2 separate regions of the Homo sapiens genome follow, and region 2 is linked to region 1. Evidence: read pairs that join two places in POLR2A ChIA-PET (ENCODE). Cell type or tissue: GM12878. All regions are shown on one strand. Each heading gives the region's core, and the rest is flanking DNA. Links, peaks and the distances in the headings are about the cores only.

The links. ChIA-PET counts read pairs that join two places held together with the same protein. Peaks named below come from ENCODE experiments on the same cell type or tissue, not always from the same donor. Only the 100,000 strongest peaks of a DNase experiment are listed, where the experiment ranks them.
Region 2: POLR2A ChIA-PET joins it to region 1 with 7 read pairs; 1 of 35 experiments calls an interaction of 5 or more read pairs at or near these places.

The regions. Positions count from the first base shown.
Region 1 is chr1:32,425,489-32,441,740 of GRCh38, forward strand. It overlaps the pseudogene LRRC37A12P. Among named protein-coding and RNA genes, the nearest start is that of ZBTB8B, 31 kb to the right of the region's middle. RefSeq lists enhancers at 6,392-6,721, 12,624-13,407. In GM12878, for the core only: no CTCF peak of the experiment used is centred there; a DNase peak (open chromatin) is centred at 6,713; H3K27ac peaks cover 664 bases.
Region 2 is chr1:32,809,699-32,812,198 of GRCh38, forward strand. It overlaps YARS1 (tyrosyl-tRNA synthetase 1), which reads right to left. Exons shown (of 13, transcript NM_003680.4): 2 at 1,213-1,359; 3 at 893-1,068. Among named protein-coding and RNA genes, the nearest start is that of YARS1, 6.4 kb to the right of the region's middle. RefSeq lists enhancers at 635-1,271, 1,272-1,907. In GM12878, for the core only: no CTCF peak of the experiment used is centred there; no DNase peak of the experiment used is centred there; H3K4me3 peaks cover 140 bases.

The DNA.
Region 1 (16,252 bases), core at 5,319-7,818:
GAGTCCACCTCCTCAGGGTGCTCTGGAGGCTGAGCTGCGGCCTGTTCCTGGCTTGACGTAAGTTCCTTACCTGGCTCTGGAGTTACTGTAAGCTCCACATCCACAGGTTTGACTGTGACACTGGGCAAGTGTGAGTGCTGAGCTTCACTCCAACTTTTTTTTTTTTCTTTTTGAGACGGAGTCTTGCTCTGTTGCCCAGGCTGGAGTGCAGTGGCGTGATCTCAGCTCACTGCAACCTCTGCCTCCCGGGTTCAAGCAATTCTCCTGCCTCAGACTCCTAAGTAGCTGGGATTACAGGCGCCTGCCGCCACGCCTGGCTAATTTTGTATTTTTAGTAGAGATGGGGTTTCACCATACTGGCCAGGCTGGTCTCTTGGCCAGGTTGGTCTCGAACTCCTGACCTTGTGATCTGCCCACCTCAGCCTCCCATGCTGGGATTACGGGCAGGAGCCATCGCGCCTAGCTGCTTCACTCCAACTTCTAAATAGAACATTTACCTCATGATGTATTGATGGCTGAGCTACAATCTCTTCGGAGGCAGGTAGCTGCTATGCTGGGGCCTCCTGCTCTGTTGAAGTAGAATAGACCCTCTCAAGGGACTGTGAAGGCAGAGCTGGGGCCTCCTGCTGGGTTGAAGAAGGTTCTACCTCCCCAGGGAGCTGTGGAAGCTGCTCTGGGGCTTCTTGCTGGAGTGAAGAGGACTGGATCTCTTCAAGGTCTCTGGATTTTGAGTTTCGGGCTCTAGGTGAAATTGAAAAAGTCCAACTTGCTCAGGGGGCCCTGGAGGCTCGTCTGAGTTCACCTGGAGTTCTGGGGACAGGGTGCCTGGATACAGTATATCCATACTTCCATCTAAATATCCTGCAAAGTTTGTTTCTGACGCTGAGGTTTTTATACAAATCGGTGTGGAGTTCCAGCCACAACCTTAGCAAGCCTCCGATGCTAAGCTAGACCTTTCTTCAGGTTCTTGGGCCAAACAATAAGCTTCGTTGCTTGTGAATTCTATCCAGAGGTAGAACAAGTATTTCATATGCCTGATGATCTGCAGCCTGATCTAGATTTGCAGTTTTAACCTTACTTTTGAGGCAAAGAGTCCGAGCTAGGGCCTGGTTCTGATCCCAGTCCAGCATTGGGACCACCTCTGGGAGCCTTTCTTGCCGAGTCAGCTTGTCATTCAGATCCTGGTGTGCAGCAACGAACTGCTCTGGCCACGGGGGCAGCTCTCCAGCTGTATCCGTGTCCAGGAATGGAACCAAAGTCTTGGTGAAAGTCTCAGTCGATTCCTGAGGCAGAGCTGACATCTGGGAGGAAGCAGAGGACCCCAGGTATTCAAAGGCCCCGGGTCTGCGTGGTGGGGGGAGGGTAAGCGCATGGGGGCGATTCGGGTGGGAGATCAGAGGAGCGGGAAAACAAGGGCTCATCGGCCACAGGGCATCGGAGATCAGCTGCAGCGGGTCCTGGACCCACTCCAGAGGCTGAGCCGCCTGGACGAGTAGCCACAATAGTTGCTACGTGAGGAGGGGGTCGTGGGAGCCAGAGGCACAGCCGGGACGTGACATGCGCTGGCGCCGCGCACAGAGCTGGAGCCATTCTGGCAGCCCCAAGACGCTAGCGCCCCTAGCAACCGTGGGCACCGCCCCCTCCTTTATAAGCAAATTTTATTAGGTGAGGTCTAGATCCGCTCCGCGTCACCAGGGCGATCTCATCCCACAATCCTGCCCAAGCCTCCCTTCTCGCCCCGCCCCGCAGGAACACTCCTCCCCTCCCCTAAGCGAGGAAGGATTTGGGCAGCAGACCTTGGTGGTCCCAAGACTCCAGCAGCCTATTGTGGTGGTGGTGGTGGTGGTGGTGGTGGTGGTGGTGTAGGGTTGGGTGGGGTGGGGTGCAGGCGCGGCAGAGCTTCCCAAGGAAGTCACGGGACCTCACCTCGGGATATTCAGAGGTGCTAGTCCAGTTCTGGCAGCCTGAATTCTTTCTCCTCCAAGCTGAAATCCGAGAGATAATCTTCCTCCTCTTGGCCAATACGGCTTCCAGGGAAAACAACTGACCTGCAAAATCTGCGCCAGTTAGGGTGGCAGGCAGAACACACATTATGGTCATTTATTCCAAAATGTTGCCATTTTCGCTAAACTTTCGATACCCTTTGTTGCATGTTTGATAATTAATTCACCGCCCTATTAGGTACGGGCTGCCAGGCAACAAGCGAGGACTGCAAATTTTCTGTAGGACAGGTTTTGGGGTGTGGGCAATTCAGTCTGAGAGAGAAGGCCTTAATGCGAGTGAACAGCCCTTTGCACTAGCCTGGGAGGAGGCCAAAATGTCATCCTGCCTTGACTTAACACAGCCTTTACCCTAGAAGCTACAGCGCCACTCTCAGAGGTCTACCCTATGTGCACACATGGAGAAGACGCTTAGGTTGTTAAAGTCAGCATGTTAAATAATTTCCTGAAATGCGACTATAACGAGAACTCAGCTGGCTTCACCCACAGCCATTCTTACCTATTTTATTACTCATTGTCTGGCACAATCACAAAGTGCAGGTGATACTGACACCTACTTTTTAGGGTTTTTTGATGATTTAATTTGATAATGAATGTACACTGCTTTGCAAACAGTGAGCTTTCAATAAAAGGTACCTATTGTAATTCTCAAAAAAAAAGTGCACTATCTTGAATACGCTGAGCAAAGAGACCTATCATTTCCATGCCCTCATGTAGAGGTTTAACTGAAAGAGAAGATTGGGAGGGCACACACATGACAATCTCATCTTAGAAGGACCATGGATGGGGAATTCCATAACCAGAGGCCTCTTCCGGTTTGCTGGTATTCCTCTCCTTGAAAGGTCAGCATTTAATGTTTCCATTATGATGCAACGAGGATGGAAGGCAACATTAGGAGCTGTGGAAGCACAACAATCCATAGACTCTTTAGCCATCGACTGGCCCTCGATGTCCTTACAGCAAAGGTGGGGTACCTGTGCAGTCTTAAATGAAACATGCTGCTTCTGGATAAACACCTTTAGTCAAGTAGAAGAAAACTTACAGATGCTTAAAGATCAAGTAAAAATCATTGACAGGTCAAGAGAAAATGCAGGTTCCAGCCCTGGATGGCTACAATCCCTCTTTAATGAATTCCAGTCTTCTTTGTGGAACTGGTTAGCTCCATTATTAAGCCCTCTCTTGCTCATGTGACCTTGTCTGCTCAATATTATAACTCAAATTGTTTCCTCTTGCCTAGAAGCAATCAAACTCCAAATGCTGCTGCAGACTGAACTATGCATGAGCACGCCTTTCTTCCAAGGACCCTTAGATAGACCTCAGGAGGAGTCCTAGCTGCTGTTCCCCACACAACGCCCCTTTTCAGAAGGAAGTAGCCAGAAAGAGTCATTGCCCAACACTCCCTAACAGCAGTTAGGGTTACCACTCCAGAGCGGGGAATGATACAGGAGTTAAGAAGAAATTACTTAGGCAGATAGTAAGGGTATGGGAGTCCTCGGTAAGGCTTTTCTTTTTAATGAAAAGCAGCCCCAAATCATTAAATCACTTTCTTTCTTTTTTTTTTTTTTTTTTTTTTTTTTTGAGACAGAGTCTTGCTCTGTGGCCCAGGCTAGAGTGCAGTGGTGCAATCTCAGCTCACTGCAACCTCTGCCTCCCAGCTTCAAGTGATTCTCATTCCTCAGCCTCCTGAGTAGCTGGGACTACAGGTGTGTGCCACCACGCCCGGCTAATTTTTGTAATTTTAGTAGAGTCGGGGTTTCACCATGTTGGCCAGGCTGGTCTCGAACTCCTGACCTCAAGTGATCTGCTGGCCTCAGCCTCCCAAAGTGCTGGGATTATAGGTATAAGCCACTGTGCCCGGCCCTCCAAATCATTTTCTAACAAAGAGCAGCCTGCAAGCTGGGAGCTTGCATGGGTGAATGCTGGCAGGAAAGAACTAAGGACTAGACATGTTTAAGATGGCAGCTCCATCTTCCCTTCTCTGCCAGCCACGTGTATTGTAAAGGAGCAGACATGATGGTGCCAATCAACTGGAAAGCCCATTTGCATAGTAAGATTAAGATGAGGCAACCAGTCTTCCCTGTATACTATGTAAATGTCATACCTTATTGAACCAATTAAGCACTACATAAATCAGACACCACCTCCTCAAACTGGACTATAAAACTCAGTGCATTCACCGACAGCCAGTCCTTTTCCACTCGGTCCTTTCCGCTTGGAGACACCTTCCTCCATGGAGGAAGCTGTTTCTCTTTCTCTTCTCTTCTACCTATTAAACCTGCACTCCTAAACTTGTGTGTGTCCGTGTCCTAAATTTTCCTGGCACACAACAATGAACCCCAGCATATATACACCAGATGATGTAGCTGCTTCACTGTCACCACATGGCCTCTAACAACCCAGAATCCTCTCATCCTCCTTGAGGTCAGAGCCATTTCAATGGTGAACCCAACCACAACTATTCTGGGCTTAGAGAGGATGGTCAGGAAAGTGCTTTTTAATGATTTTGGCACTTCCTTCATCAATTGTCCTCTAGCTTTGGTAATGAAGGTGAATTCTGTGCCTTTTCAAGGAATATAATTATTGGGTTGCTCAGCAAGATACATATATAGATTCAGTAAATCATTCTTGCCTCCTGAGGTCTTTAAATTTCTTCCTCTAATTTATGTCAAGAGACTTCCACTGTTGTACAAATTAATGATGGGCCAGAATCATATCCAGGTTTGCATAAACTAACACTTCGAATTTCTACAATAATGGTTGGCAGCTGTCAGTGGGAGAGCATCGGATGCAGAATCGGCCAGTAAGTACACTCGAATCGATAAATTCATTTTGATCTAAAATTATATTCAGATTTGCCTTAGTTGAGAACCTTCCAAATCCACCTCCATAAATAGTCCCCTGCCCTCTCATTAAATAAAGTAGTAAATTCCTGTAATTTTTTTATTTGGGAAGACCTATTCTGCCCTATATTTGTCTACTTTTCAACCCCTAGGACATGCTAGGTGTGGACTTTAGTTCTGGCTAAGGGGGAAAAAGAGACCTGTTTTCTCCAGCAATTAGGATAATTTTCCCAATTAAAGGAGGATCAAATTCTTCAGCAAATTCTACAGGCAAAGGAGAAGGGAACACTTTCTTTCTTTCTTTCTTTTATTTTTTATTTTTGAGATGGAGTCTTTCTCTGTTGCCCAGGCTGGAGTGCAGTGGCACCATCTCAGCTCACTGCAAGCTCTGCCTCCCAGGTTCATGCCATTCTCCTGCCTCAGCCTCCCAAGTAGCTGGGACTATAGGTGCCTGCCACCACACCCTACTAATTTTTTGTATTTTTAGTAGAGACGGGGTTTCACTGTGTTAGCCAGGATGGTCTCGATCTCCTGACCTCAGGTGATCCACCCACCTTGGCCTCCCAAAGTGCTGGGATTACAGGCATGAACCACCACACCCGGCTGGGAACACTTTCTTAGGGCTCAGTAGACAACTCTCAGTAGACAACTCTCTCATTGCATCTCTACTCTCAGTAGACAATTCTCACTAAGAAATCTAACCTAGTCTTGGCTGGGCACAGTGGCTCACATCTGTAATCCCAGGACTTTGAGAGGCTGAGGTGGGTAGATTGCTTGAGCTCAGGACTACAAGACAAGCCTGGGCAACATGGCAAAACCTTGTCTCTACAAGAAATATAAAAATTAGCTAGATGTGGTGGTACACACCTGAAGCCCCAGCTACTGGGGAGGCTGAAGTAGGAGAATCGCTTGAGCCCAGGAGGTCCAGGCTGCACTGAGCCATGATTGGGCCACTGCACTCCAGCCTGGGCAACACAGTAAGACCCTGTCTAAATAAATAAAAATAAAATAAAATAAATAAATAAACAAATTCCAAGTGCCAGAACATTGTGGCTGAGGGCAATTTTCAGAGCCTCTTGTAAAGCAGTATTGATGTCCACAACTCCTGCAGCAATGCCTTCCTCGGCCGTGGTGGTGGGTTACAGGTGAAGCCAAATCTTGAATGCACACAAGCCTCTGCCTCTGCGTCACTACACAGCAGCAGAGAAAGAGTTTTCTAGGCTTTTTTTAAAAATTGAAGTCAAAGTCATGCAACATACAATTAACTATTTTAAAGTGTACAATTCAGTGGCATTTAGTGTATTCACAATGTTGTACACCAGCAACTCTCCTTAGTTTCAACTTTTTTTTTTTTTTTTTTTTTTGAGACAGAGTCTTGCTCTGTCACCCAGGCTGGAGTGCAGTGGTGAAATCTCAGCTTACTCCAACATCCACTTCCCAGGTTCAAGCAATTCTCCTGCCTTGGCCTCCCAGGTAATGGGGATTACAGGTACCTGCCACCATGCCCAGCTAATTTTTACAGGTGCCCAGTAGAGATGGGGTTTTACCATGTTATTCAGGCTGATCTCAAACTCTTGACCTCAGGTGATCTGCCCTCCTCAGTCCCCCTAAGGGCTGGCATTACAGGCGTGAGCCACTGTGCCTGGCCCATTTCAACATTTTTTACTACTCTAGAAAAACATCCCATCCCCATTAAGTAATTATTGCTCATTTCCCCCTCCCCCATGCCTTGTTAACTGCTAATCATCTTTCTGTCTCTATGGATTTGCCTATTCGGGATATATCATGTGTGATGTTAATTTTATGTGTCAACTTGACTGGATCAGGGGATTCCCAGACATCTGGTTAGACATTATTTCTGGGTGTGTCTTTAAGGGTATTTCCAGATGAGATTAGCATTTGAATCTCTGGACTCAGTCAAGCAGCTTGCCTTCCGCAGTGTGGGTAGGCATAATCTAATTTGTTGAGGGCCTAAATAGAACAAAACTCAGAGCATGGAAGAAGTCAGTGTCAGGCCTCTGAGCCCAAGCTAAGCCATCATATCCCCTGTGACCTGCACGTACATATCCAGATGGCTGGTTCCTTGCCTTAACTGGTGATATTCCACCACAAAAGAAGTGAAAATGGCCAGTCCTTGCCTTAAGTGATGACATTACCTTGTGAAAGTCCTTTTCCTGGCTCATCCTGGCTCAAAAACTCCCCCACTGAGCACCTTGCGACCCCCACTCCTGCCCGCCAGAGAACAAACCCCCTTTGACTGTAATTTTCCTTTGTCTACCCAAATCCTATAAAACGGCCCCACCCTTATCTCCCTTCACTGACTCTCTTTTCGGACTCAGCCCACCTGCACCCAGGTGAAATAAACAGCCATGTTGCTCACACAAAGCTTGTTTGGTATTCTCTTCACACGGACGCACATGAAATTTGGTGCCGTGACTTGGATTGGGGGACCTCCCTTGGGAGATCAATCGACTGTCCTCCTGCTCTTTGCTCCGTGAGAAAGGTCCACTTACGACCTCAAGTCCTCAGACCAACCAGCCCAAGAAACATCTCACCAATTTCAAATCCGGTAAGCAGCCTCTTTTTACTCTCTTCTCCAACCTCCCTCACTATCCCTCAACCTCTTTCTCCTTTCAAACTTGGCGCCACACTTCAATCTCTCCCTTCTCTTAATTTCAATTCCTTTCATTTTCTGGTAGAGACAAAGGAGACATGTTTTATCCGTGGACCTAAAACTCCGGTGCCGGTCACAGACTAGGTAAGGCAGCCTTCCCTTGGTGTATAATCATTGCAGGGATGCTCTCTGATTATTCACCCAGGTTTCAGAGGTGTCAGACCACGGAGGGATGCCTGCCTTGGTCCTTCACCCTTAGCTGCAAGTCCCGCTTTTCTGGGGGAGGGGCAAGTACCCCAACCCCTTCTCTCCATGTCTCTACCCCTTCTCTGCCTTTCTGGGGGGCAAGAAACCCCCAACCCCTTCTCCTTCACCCTTAGCAGCAAGTCCCACTTTTCTAGGGGAGGGGCAAGTACCCCAACCTCGTATCTCTGCGCCCTGATCCCTTATTTCCACACTCCAACCTCTTACATCTCTGTGCCCTGATCCCTTATTTCCATGCCCCGACCTCCTATCTCTGTGCCTCAACCCCTTTCCCACTTTTCTGGAAGGTAAGAACCCCCGAACCGCTTCCCTCCATGTCTCTACTCTCCCTTTTCTTTAAACTTGCCTCCTTCATTATAGGCAACCTTCCACCCTCCATTCCTCCTTCTTCTCCCTTAGAGCCTGTGTTCTTAAGAACATAAAACCTCTTCAACTCTCACCTGACCTAAAACCTAAATGCCTTATTTTCTTCTACAATGCTGCTTGACCCCAATACAAATTCGACAGTGGTTCCAAATAGCCAGAAAATGGCACTTTCAATTTTTCCATACTGCAAGATCTAAATAATTCTTGTCATAAAATGGGCAAACGGTCTGAGGTGCCTGACGTCCAGGCATTCTTTTACACATCCATTCCTCCCTAGTCTCTGTGTCCAGTGCAACTTGTCCCAAATCTTCCTTCTTTCCGTCCCACCTGTCCCCTCAGTCCCAACCCCAAGTGTCGCTGAGTCTTTCTAATCTTCCTTTTCTACAGACCCATCTGACCTCTCCCCTCCTCCCCAGGCTGCTTCTCGCCAGGCCAAGCTAGGTCCCAATTCTTCCTCAGCCTCCGCTCCTCCACCCTATAATCTTTTTATCACCTCCCCTCTTCACACCTGGTCCAGTTTACATTTTCATTCCGTGAGTAGCCCTCCCCCACCTGCCCAGCAATTTCCTCTTAAAAAGGTGCCTGAAGCTAAAGGCATAGTCAAGGTTAATGCTCCTTTTTCTTTATCAGACCTCTCCCAAATCAGTGAGCATTTAGGCTCTTTCATCAAATATGAAAAACCCAGCCCAGCTCATGGCTCGTTCAGCAGCAACCCTGAGACGCTTTACAGCCCTAGACCCTAAAAGGTCAAAAGGCCGTCTTATTCTCAATATACATTTTATTACCCAATCTGCTCCTGACATTAAATAAAACTCCAAAAATTAAATTTCAGCCCTCAAACCCCATAACAGGACTTAATTAACCTCACCTTCAAGGTGTACAATAATAGAGTAGAGGCAGCCAAGTAGCAATGTATTTCTGAGTTGCAATTCCTTGCCTCCACTGTGAGACAAACCCCAGCCACATCTCCAGCACACAAGAACTTCCAAACACCTGAACTGCAGCAGCCAGGCGTTCCTCCAGAACCTCCTCCCCCAAGAGCTTGGTACACGTGCTGGAAATCTGGCCTCTGGGCCAAGGAATGCCCACAACCCGGGATTCCTCCTAAGCCATGTCCCATCTCTGTGGGACCCCACTGAAAATCGGACTGTTCAACTCACCTGGCAGCCGCTCCCAGAGCCCCTGGAACTCTGGCCCAAGGCTCTCTGACTGACTCCTTCCCAGATCTTCTCGGCTTAGCAGCTGAAGACTGACACTGCCCGATCGCCTCAGAAGCCTACAGGACCATCACACATGCTCTAGGTAACTCTCACAGTGGAAGGTAAGTCCGTCCCCTTCTTAATACGGAGGCTACTCACTCCACATTACCTTCTTTTCAAGGGCCTGTTTCCCTTGCTTCCATAACTGTTGTGCATATTGACGGCCAGGCTTCTAAACCTCTTAAAACTCCCCAACTCTGGTGCCAACTTAGACAATACTCTTTTAAGCACTCCTTTTTAGTTATCCCCACCTGCCCAGTTCCCTTATTAGGCCGAGACACTTTAACTAAATTATCTGCTTCCCTGACTGTTCCTAGGCTACAGCCACACCTCACTGTTGCCTTTTCCCCCAGTTCAAAGCCTCCTTCACATCCTCCCCTTGTATCTCCCCACCTTAACCCACAAGTATAAGACACCTCTGCTCCCTCCTTAGCGACCGATCATGCACCCCTTACCATCCCATTAAAACCTAATCACTCTTACCCCACTCAATGCCAATATCCCATCCCACAGCATGCTTTGAAAGGATTAAAGCCTGTTATCACTTGCCTGCTACAGCATGGCCTTTTAAACCCTATAAACTCTTCTTACCATTCCCCCATTTTACCTGTCCTAAAACCAGACAAGGCTTACAGGTTAGTTCAGAATCTGCCCCTTATCAACCAAATTGTCTTGCCTATCCACCCCGTGGTGCCAAACCCATATACTCTCCTATCCTCAATACCTCCCTCTACTACCCATTATTCTGTTCTGGATCTCAAACATGCTTTCTTTACTATTCCTTTGCACCTTCATCCCAGCCTCAATTCGCTTTCAGTTAGACTAACCCTGACACCCATTAGGCTCAGCAAATTACCTGGGCTGTACTGCCGCAAGGCTTCACAGACAGCCCCCATTACTTCAGTCAAGCCCAAATTTCATCCTCATCTGTTACCTATCTCGGCATAATTCTCATAAAAACACACGTGCTCTCCCTGCTGATTGTGTCTGATTCATCTCCCAAATCTCAATCCCTTACAAAACAACAACTCCTTTCCTTCCTAGGCATGGTTAGTGGGGTCAGAATTCTTACACAAGAGCCAGGACCTCTCCCTATAGCCTTTCTGTCCAAACAACTTGACCTTACTGTTTTAGCCTAGCCCTCATGTCTGTGCGCAGCGGCTGCTGCTGCTTTAATACTTTTAGAGGCCCTAAAAATCACAAACTATGCTCAACTCACTCTCTACATTTCTCATAACTTCCAAAATCTATTTTCTTCCTCATACCTGACGCATATACTTTCTGCTCCCCGGCTCCTTCAGCTGTACTCACTCTTTGTTAAGTCCCACAATTACCATTGTTCCTGGCCCGGACTTCAATTCGGCCTCCCACGTTATTCTGGATACCAGACCTGACCTTCATGACTGTATCTCTCTGATCCACCTGACATTCACCCCATTTCCCCATATTTCCTTCTTTCCTGTTCCTCACCCTGATCATGCTTGATTTATTGATGGCAGTTCCACCAGGCCTAATCGCCACACACCAGCAAAGGCAGGCTATGCTATAGTATAAGCCACTAGCCCGCCTCTTAGAACCTCTCATTTTCTTTCCATCATGGAAATCTATCCTCAAGAAAATAACTTCTCAGTGTTCCATCTGCTGTTCTACTACTCCTCAGGGATTATTCAGGCCCCCTCCCTTCCCTACACATCAAGCGCGAGGATTTGCCCCCACCCAGGACTGGCAAATTAGCTTTACTCAACATGCCCCAAGTCAGATAACTAAAATACCTCTTAGTCTAGGTAGACACTTTCACTGGATAGGTACAGGCCTTTCCTACAGGGTTTGAGAAGACACCGCAGTCATTTCTTCCCTTCTGTCAGACATAATTCCTCAGTTTAGCCTTCCCACCTCTATACAGTCTGACAACAGACCAGCCTTTATTAGTCAAATCAGCCAAGCAGTTTTTCATGCTCTTGGTATTCAGTGAAACCTTTATATCCCTTACGGTCCTCCATCTTCAGGAAAAGTAGAACAGACTAAAGGTCTTTTAAAAACACACCTCACCAAGCTCAGCCACCAACTTAAAAAGGACTGGACAATACTTTTACCACTTTCCCTTCTCAGAAGTCAGACCTGTCCTCAGAATGCTACAGGGTACAGCCCATTTGAGCTCCTGTATAGACGCTCCTTTTTATTAGGCCCCAGTCTCATTCCAGACACCAGACCAACTTAGACTGTGCCCCCCAAAAAAACTTGTCATCCCTACTATCTTCTGTCTAGTCATACTCCTATTCTCCATTCTCAACTACTTATAAATGCCCTACTCTTGTTTACACTGCTGGTTTACACTGTTTCTCCAAGCCATCACAGCTGATATCTCCTGGTGCTATCCTCAAACTGCCACTCTTAACTCTTGAAGTAAATAAATAATCTTTGCTGACAGGACTATGCTGAATCTCCTTAGGCACTCTAATTAGATGTCCTCGGTCCTCCCAATTCTTAGACCTTTAATACCTGTTTTTCTTCTTCTCTTATTCCGTTTAGTTTTTCAATTCATACAAAACCGTATCCAAGCCATCACTAATAATTCTAAATGACAAATGTTTCTTCTAACAGTCTCACAATATCACCCCTTACCACAAAATCTTCCTTCAGCTTAATCTCTCCCACTCTAGGTTCCCACACCACCCCTAATCCCGCTCGAAGCAGCCCTGAGAAACATCGCCCATTATCTCTCCATACCACCCCCAAAAATTTTCACCGTCCCAACACTTTACCACTATTTCATTTTATTTTTCTTATTAATATAAGAAGACAGGAATGTCAGGCCTCTGAGCCCAAGCTAAGCCATCATATCCCCTGTGACCTGCACGTACACATCCAGATGGCTGGTTCATGATATTCCACCACAAAAGAAGTGAAAATGGCCAGTCCTTGCCTTAAGTGATGACATTACCTTGTGAAAGTCCCTTTCCTGGCTCATCCTGGCTCAAAAAGCTCCCCCACTGAGCACCTTGCGACCCCCACTCCTGCCTGCCAGAGAACAAACCCCCTTTGACTGTAATTTTCCTTTATCTACCCAAATCCTATAAAACGGCCCCACCCTTATCTCCCTTCACTGACTCTCTTTTCGGACTCAGCCCACCTGCACCCAGGTGAAATAAACAGCCATGTTGCTCACACAAAGCTTGGTTGGTGGTCTCTTCACAGAGACATGCATGAAAGTCAGGGCTTCTTTTCTTTTCTTTTGTTTTTTTGAGACAGATAGGGTCTTGCTCTGTTACCCATGCTGGAGTGCAGCAGCACAATGATAGTGTAAACCAAAAATAAAATTCTAAACCCACAACTGACAGGTGAGCCCTCTTCTTGGCCAAGGGCATTCCAAAGTTAACCTGAAAAACTAGTTCAGGCCATGATGAGAAGTGGGGGTCCAACATGCTTCAGTATATCCTCCTCCCTTTTGGAATTCAGGCACAGCTGGCCAGATTAACATCAATGCAGAGACCTTAAGACTGGCAGAACAGGCTAGTTAAATCTGATGAGAAACATTCACAATCTATTCTCTCTGAAGCCTGCTACCTGGAGGCTTCATCTGCATGATAAAACTCTGGTCTTCACAACCCCTTATCTTAACCCAGACATTCCTTTCCATTGATTCCAGGTCTTTAGGTAAACTCTTTCAACCAATTGCTAATTCGAATATTTTTGGAGCCTCAGGACCAACAGAATAGGATTAAAAAAAAAAAAGAAAATTTTTGAATCCACCTATGACCTAGAAGTCCTTTTACCACCCCACCTCCAGTTGTCCCATCTTTCTGGACCAAACCAGAAAGTTTACATCTTACATGTATTGATTGGTGTCTTACGTCTTCCTAAGATGTATAAAACCAAGCTGTAGCCCAACCACCTTGGGCACATGTTTTCAGGATCTCCTGGGGGTGTCTCATGGGCACGGGCCATTAGTCACTCATATTTGGCTCAGAATAAATCTCTTCAAATATTTTACAGAGTTCAACTCTTTTCATTGACAAGAGTTCACTGCAACCTTGAACTCACTGCCTGAGCCTTCCAAGTAGCTGGGACTACAGGTGTGCACCACCTTGCTGAGCTAATTTTTAAATTTTTTGTAGAGAAGGGGTCTTGCTATATTGCCCAGGCTAGTCTCCAACTCTTGACCTCAAACAATCCTTCCATCTTGGCCCCCTGAAGTCCTGGTACTACAGGCATGAACCACTGTTCGCAGCCCACAGCTTCTTTTCTGTCTTACTGCTTGAGCTGGGACATCTTTTTTTTTTTTTTTTTTTTGAGACAGAGTTTCGCTTTTGTTGCCCAGGCTGGAGTGCAATGGCGCCATCTCGGCTCAACACAACCCTCGCCTCCTAGGTTCAAGCAATTCTCCTGCCTCAGCCTCCCAACTAGCTGGGATTACAGGCATGCACCACCACGCCTGGCTAATTTTGTATTTTTAGGAGAGATGGGATTTCTCCATGTTGGTCAGGCTGGTCTCGAACTCCCGACCTCAGGTGATCCGCCTGCCTCAGCCTCCCAAAGTGCTGGGATTACAGGCGTGTGCCACCATGCCCGGTGAGCTGGGACATCTTATTTTATGCTACACTTAAATTGGGATTTATACCTTCATCTCCTCTGGTTCTACTGCCTTTGACTTGAATTACACCACTGATTTTCTGTGTCTCCAGCTTACAGATGGCAGATCATGGGTTTCTAAGCCTTTATGATTCCATTATAACAACCTGACAGGTTCTTCCTGCCTGCTGCACAAATGAAGACTACACCATTGCAGTGGAGAAAGAGTTTAATTAATGCCAGGCTGGTCATGTCGTGCAAGAGATGGAGTTATTACTCAAATCAATATCATCTAAAACTCATAGGTTAGGGATTTTTCAAAGGCAGTTTGGGGGAAGAGGGAGGGGTGGCTAGGAAATGGGTGCTTGCTGCTGATTGGTTGGGGGTGTAATTATAGGGGTGTGGGAAATCATCCTCCTGCATGCCAAATTGCTTCTGGGTAGGGCTACAGGAGCCATCAGCAGATGGGTCCAGGTGGAACTAGGTGTCAGACATGCAAAAAACCTGAAAAGATATCTCACAATGCCAATCTTGGGTTCTACAATAGTGATGTTATTTATAGGAGTAACTGGGAAAGTTGTATATCTTGTGACTCCTGAAATAATGGCTAGCAATCATTTATGTCTACACCTTAGCAGAATTCAGGCTCCTCTCTTCCCCCTAACCTGGTGGTCTCTCATTAGATTTACAAAGGTGGCTGAGTTTTGGGGAAAGGCTATTATCATTTACATTATAACCTAAATGTCTCCCAAAGCAAGGCTAAAGGTAAGAGGGGGATTGGCTAGAGTAAATCAGGTCTTCCCACTGTCATCATTTTCTCACTGACATAATTTTTGCAAAGGTGGTTTCACCATGAGGAATTTCTCATAATAAATCAATTTCTCTCTCTCCTTTTGGTTCTGTTTTTTAGAGAATCTCAACTAATAAATTACATAAAAGAAATCATACAAAATGTGACCTTTTGGCTGGTCATGGTAGCTTACACCTATAATAACAGCACTTTCAGAGGCTGAGGCAGGAGGCTCACTTGAGCTCAAGAGTTTGAGACCAGCCTGGGCAATACAGTGAGACCTCAACACTATTTAATTAATTAATTAATTATTTTTGAGACAAGGTCTCACTCTGTCACCCAGGCTTGAGTGCAGTGGTGTGATCACGGCTCACTGCAGTCTTGACCTCCCAGGCTCAAATGATCTTTCCACCTCTGTCTCCCAAGTAACTGGGACTACAGGTGCATGCTACTGCACCTGGCTACTTTTTGTATTTCTTATAGAGACAGGGTTTTACCATGTTGCCCATGCTGGTCTTGAACTCCTCAGCTCAAGCAATCCACCCACCTTGGCCTCCTAAAGTGGTGGGATTACAGGCATGAGCCACTGTGCCCAGCCTATTTTAATTTTTTCTTTGAAGACAAAAAATACAGGCTGGGCATGGTAGCTCACGCCTGTAATCCCAGCACTTTGGGAGGCTGAGGTGGGTGGATCACCTGAAATCAAGAGTTCGAGACCAGCCTGGCCAACATGGTGAAACCCCATCTCTACTAAAAATACAAAAATTAGCTGGACATGGTGGTAGGTGCCTGTAATCTCAGTTACTCGGGAGGCTGAGACAGGAGAATCGCTTGAACCCGGGAGGCAGAGGTTGCAGTGAGTCAAGATGGCACCACTGCACTCCAGCTGGGGCAACAGAGTGAAACTCCATCTCAAAAAAAAAAAAAAAAAGACATTTAATAGGGACTTACGAACAGAAGCCACGTCTGTCTTGGGCAGCAGTGAGATGAGATAATGGTTACCTGTGCCATTACCCCCCAAACCCAGGGCTTATTTACCATAGGGAAAGGGCATATGTGATTCAGAAGGGATGTGTAGGACAATTGCTTATAGGCAGATCTCATGGAGAGTACAAGAACATGAAGGTTATTTTGACCTAAGGGCAGGATTTATGGGAAGAATGTAATCTTACACAAGGAACGAGAAACTAAAAATCTTAGAGGCTTTCCTGGAACTGAGGTTAATCAGAAGTCAACATGGTAGACTAACATCCAGAATAGAATCGCTTTGTCCTCTTCCCTTGCCAATACTTGTTATTATCTGTTTGTTTTTGTTTTTGTTTTTGTTTGAGACAGACTCTCACTCTGTCACCCAGGATGGAGTGCACTGGAGCGATCTCGGTTCTCTGCAACCTCCGCCTCCTAGGCTCAAGTGATCCTCCCACCTCAGCCTCTTGAGTAGCTGGGATCACAGGCACGTGCCACCACACTCGGCTAATTTTTGTATTTTTTGTAGAGACAGGGTTTCGCCATGTTGCCCAGGTTGGTCTTGAACTGCGCTCAAGCAATCC
Region 2 (2,500 bases), core at 1-2,500, 380 kb after region 1:
AATTAATTTCCTTAGCAAAATAATGCTTACTTTAAAAAGTTGTTCTAAGGGTTTAAATGCAAAAGTGACTAATAGAGCGCTATGTACTTATAAATGCATATCTGAGGTTAAGAAAGAGTAAGTTAGGCTGGGCGCAGTGGCTTATGCCTATAATCCCAGCACTTTGGGAGACCGAGGTGGGCGGATCACCTGAGCTCAGGAGTTAGAGGTCAGCCTGGGTAACATGGTGAAACTCTGTCTCTACTAAAAATACAAAAATTAGCCGGGTGTGGTGGCGCATGCCTGTAATCCCAGGTACTCAGGAGGCTGAGGGAGGAGAATCTCTTGAACCCAGGAGGCAGAGGGTGCAGTGAGTCAAGATCGCGCCATTGCACTCCAGCCTGGGCAACAAGAGCAAAACTCCACCTCAAAAAAAAAAAAAAAGAGTAAGTTAAACATTAGGACACGAAATATCTATGCTAACATTCCAAATATGAACAAAACTCACAAAGATAAAAAGCAATAACAATTGTTGGGGCGGTGAGAAATAAGTGAAATATTTTTCTTTCACATTTCTTTTATTATTATTTGCTGAGGCTGGAAGAGAAAGGGAGGCTGAATTGTTCACCATCACTCTCCCATATGCTGTGAGTTCTGCAAGGCCAAGGACTTTGTTTTGGTTACGTTTATATTTCCAGCAAATAGGACAGTATTAAGGCATTTACTAGTCAGTACACTTCTGATGGATGAATTACAAGGACAATGAGGTTTTAATGGACAAAGTTTTAAATGGTTCTTAATAGGTCACGCCAGACAGCTTCTAATCTAAATGTAAAGAATGCCTGGACTCCACAGGCCTGTAATTAGCTAGAAGCACCAGAGCCACAAGGAGGGTGGATGATCAAGCACTTACTTGCTGAGCTGGTAATCAGTGCCTTTGATGAACTTGAGCTTCTCCAAGGGCACACCAATGCTCTCCAGCATTGCTTTGATCACATTCTCATAGTAACTGACTCGGAGTTCTAGAAGTTCCCATGGGGCTTTCATGTTATCCAGGTATGCGTGGAGGTCCGCAAACAGAATTGTTACCTGGACAAGAGATAAGGGGCCACCAAAATGTGAATTTGTCCAATTACCTCCAACCTGTCTCCTCCAGCCCCACCCTGTCCTTGTTAAGTCTCTCTTGGGTCTCCCTTGGGTCATTCCCCAAGGGCTTATAGCATTAGTTCTTACCTCACACCCTGCCTTTAAGAAGTCTGCAATCTTTGACATGGGCACAAAGTAAGCCACATGTGGTTTGCCCGTGGTTGCCGTTCCCCAGTAAATTTTAAGTTCCCGCTCCTTCAGTATCTCCTTCAGCTTCTCTTCCCCCAGAACCTCCTATTGTGGAAGCAGAAGAGTTAGTTTAATGTCAGTGCCTCACCTTGCTCATCCTTTACCATGTGACAAGGAAAACAACAGCATGTGTCAGTGGAGATCCAGGCTCAGAGCCATCAAGGAGGTCCAGCCATGTTCTCAGTGCAGATGTGATACCCTACCTTGTTTTAATCTGAATTGACTCTCCCTTAGCTGAGAGAGCCAGACAAACTCCATTTTGGCTCCTTCACTTGTAGCCCCTTGCAGCCTCTTACCCACCCCCCTTCCTCAAGGACTTAACTTGTGCAAGCTGACTCCCAGCACATCAAAGAACGCAAATAACTGATAAGATATTGTGGAAAGCTATAGCCGCAGTTCCCAGGAATTTGCCCAGTTGATATTACCCTAAGCCCCAGCATTTGTGTCTGGTTGATGGTACCCAAAGCCTCCGCGTCTATCACCTTGTGATGGATTTAAAGCCCCTGCGCCCGGAACTGTTTGTTTTCCCGTAACCATTTGTCTTTCTAACTTTTTTGCCTGTTTTACTTCTGTAAGATTGCTTCAGCTAGGCTCCTCCTCCCCTTTCTAAACCAAAGTATAAAAGAAAATCTAGCACCTTCTTCGGGGCGGAGAGAATTTTGAGCACTAGCCATCTCTCGGTCGCTGGCTAATAAAGGACTCCTGAATTCATCTCAGAGTGTGGCGTTTCTCTATAACTCGCTCGGTTACAACGCGGAGAGCCAATGTAAAGTTGGTGCTGCTGCTAGTATCACCCTTGATGTTGGGGAGTGGGGACATGCCCCTAACTGCATCTTTGCCTGCAGCAGCTACCCGTAAACCAAAACTAAACTTTAAGCCCCCCAACTGTCGGAATGGACCCCACATTTTGGCCAACAGGATCCCAAAGAAACTTAAAAAACTAGTTCAGGCCAAGGCAGGAAGGAAGGGTCTGACATGCCTCATTATACCCTTCTCCCTTTGGAGTATATTTATTCATTTTTTTTTTGAGACAAGGTCTTGCTATGCTGCCCTGGCAGGAGTCCGGTTGTGCAAACACAGCTCACTGCAGCCTTGACCTCCAGGCTCAACAATCCTCCCACTTCAGCCTTCCAAGTAGCTTGGGGCTACCAGCACATGTATGCCTGGCTAGTTTTTTCAGTTTAGT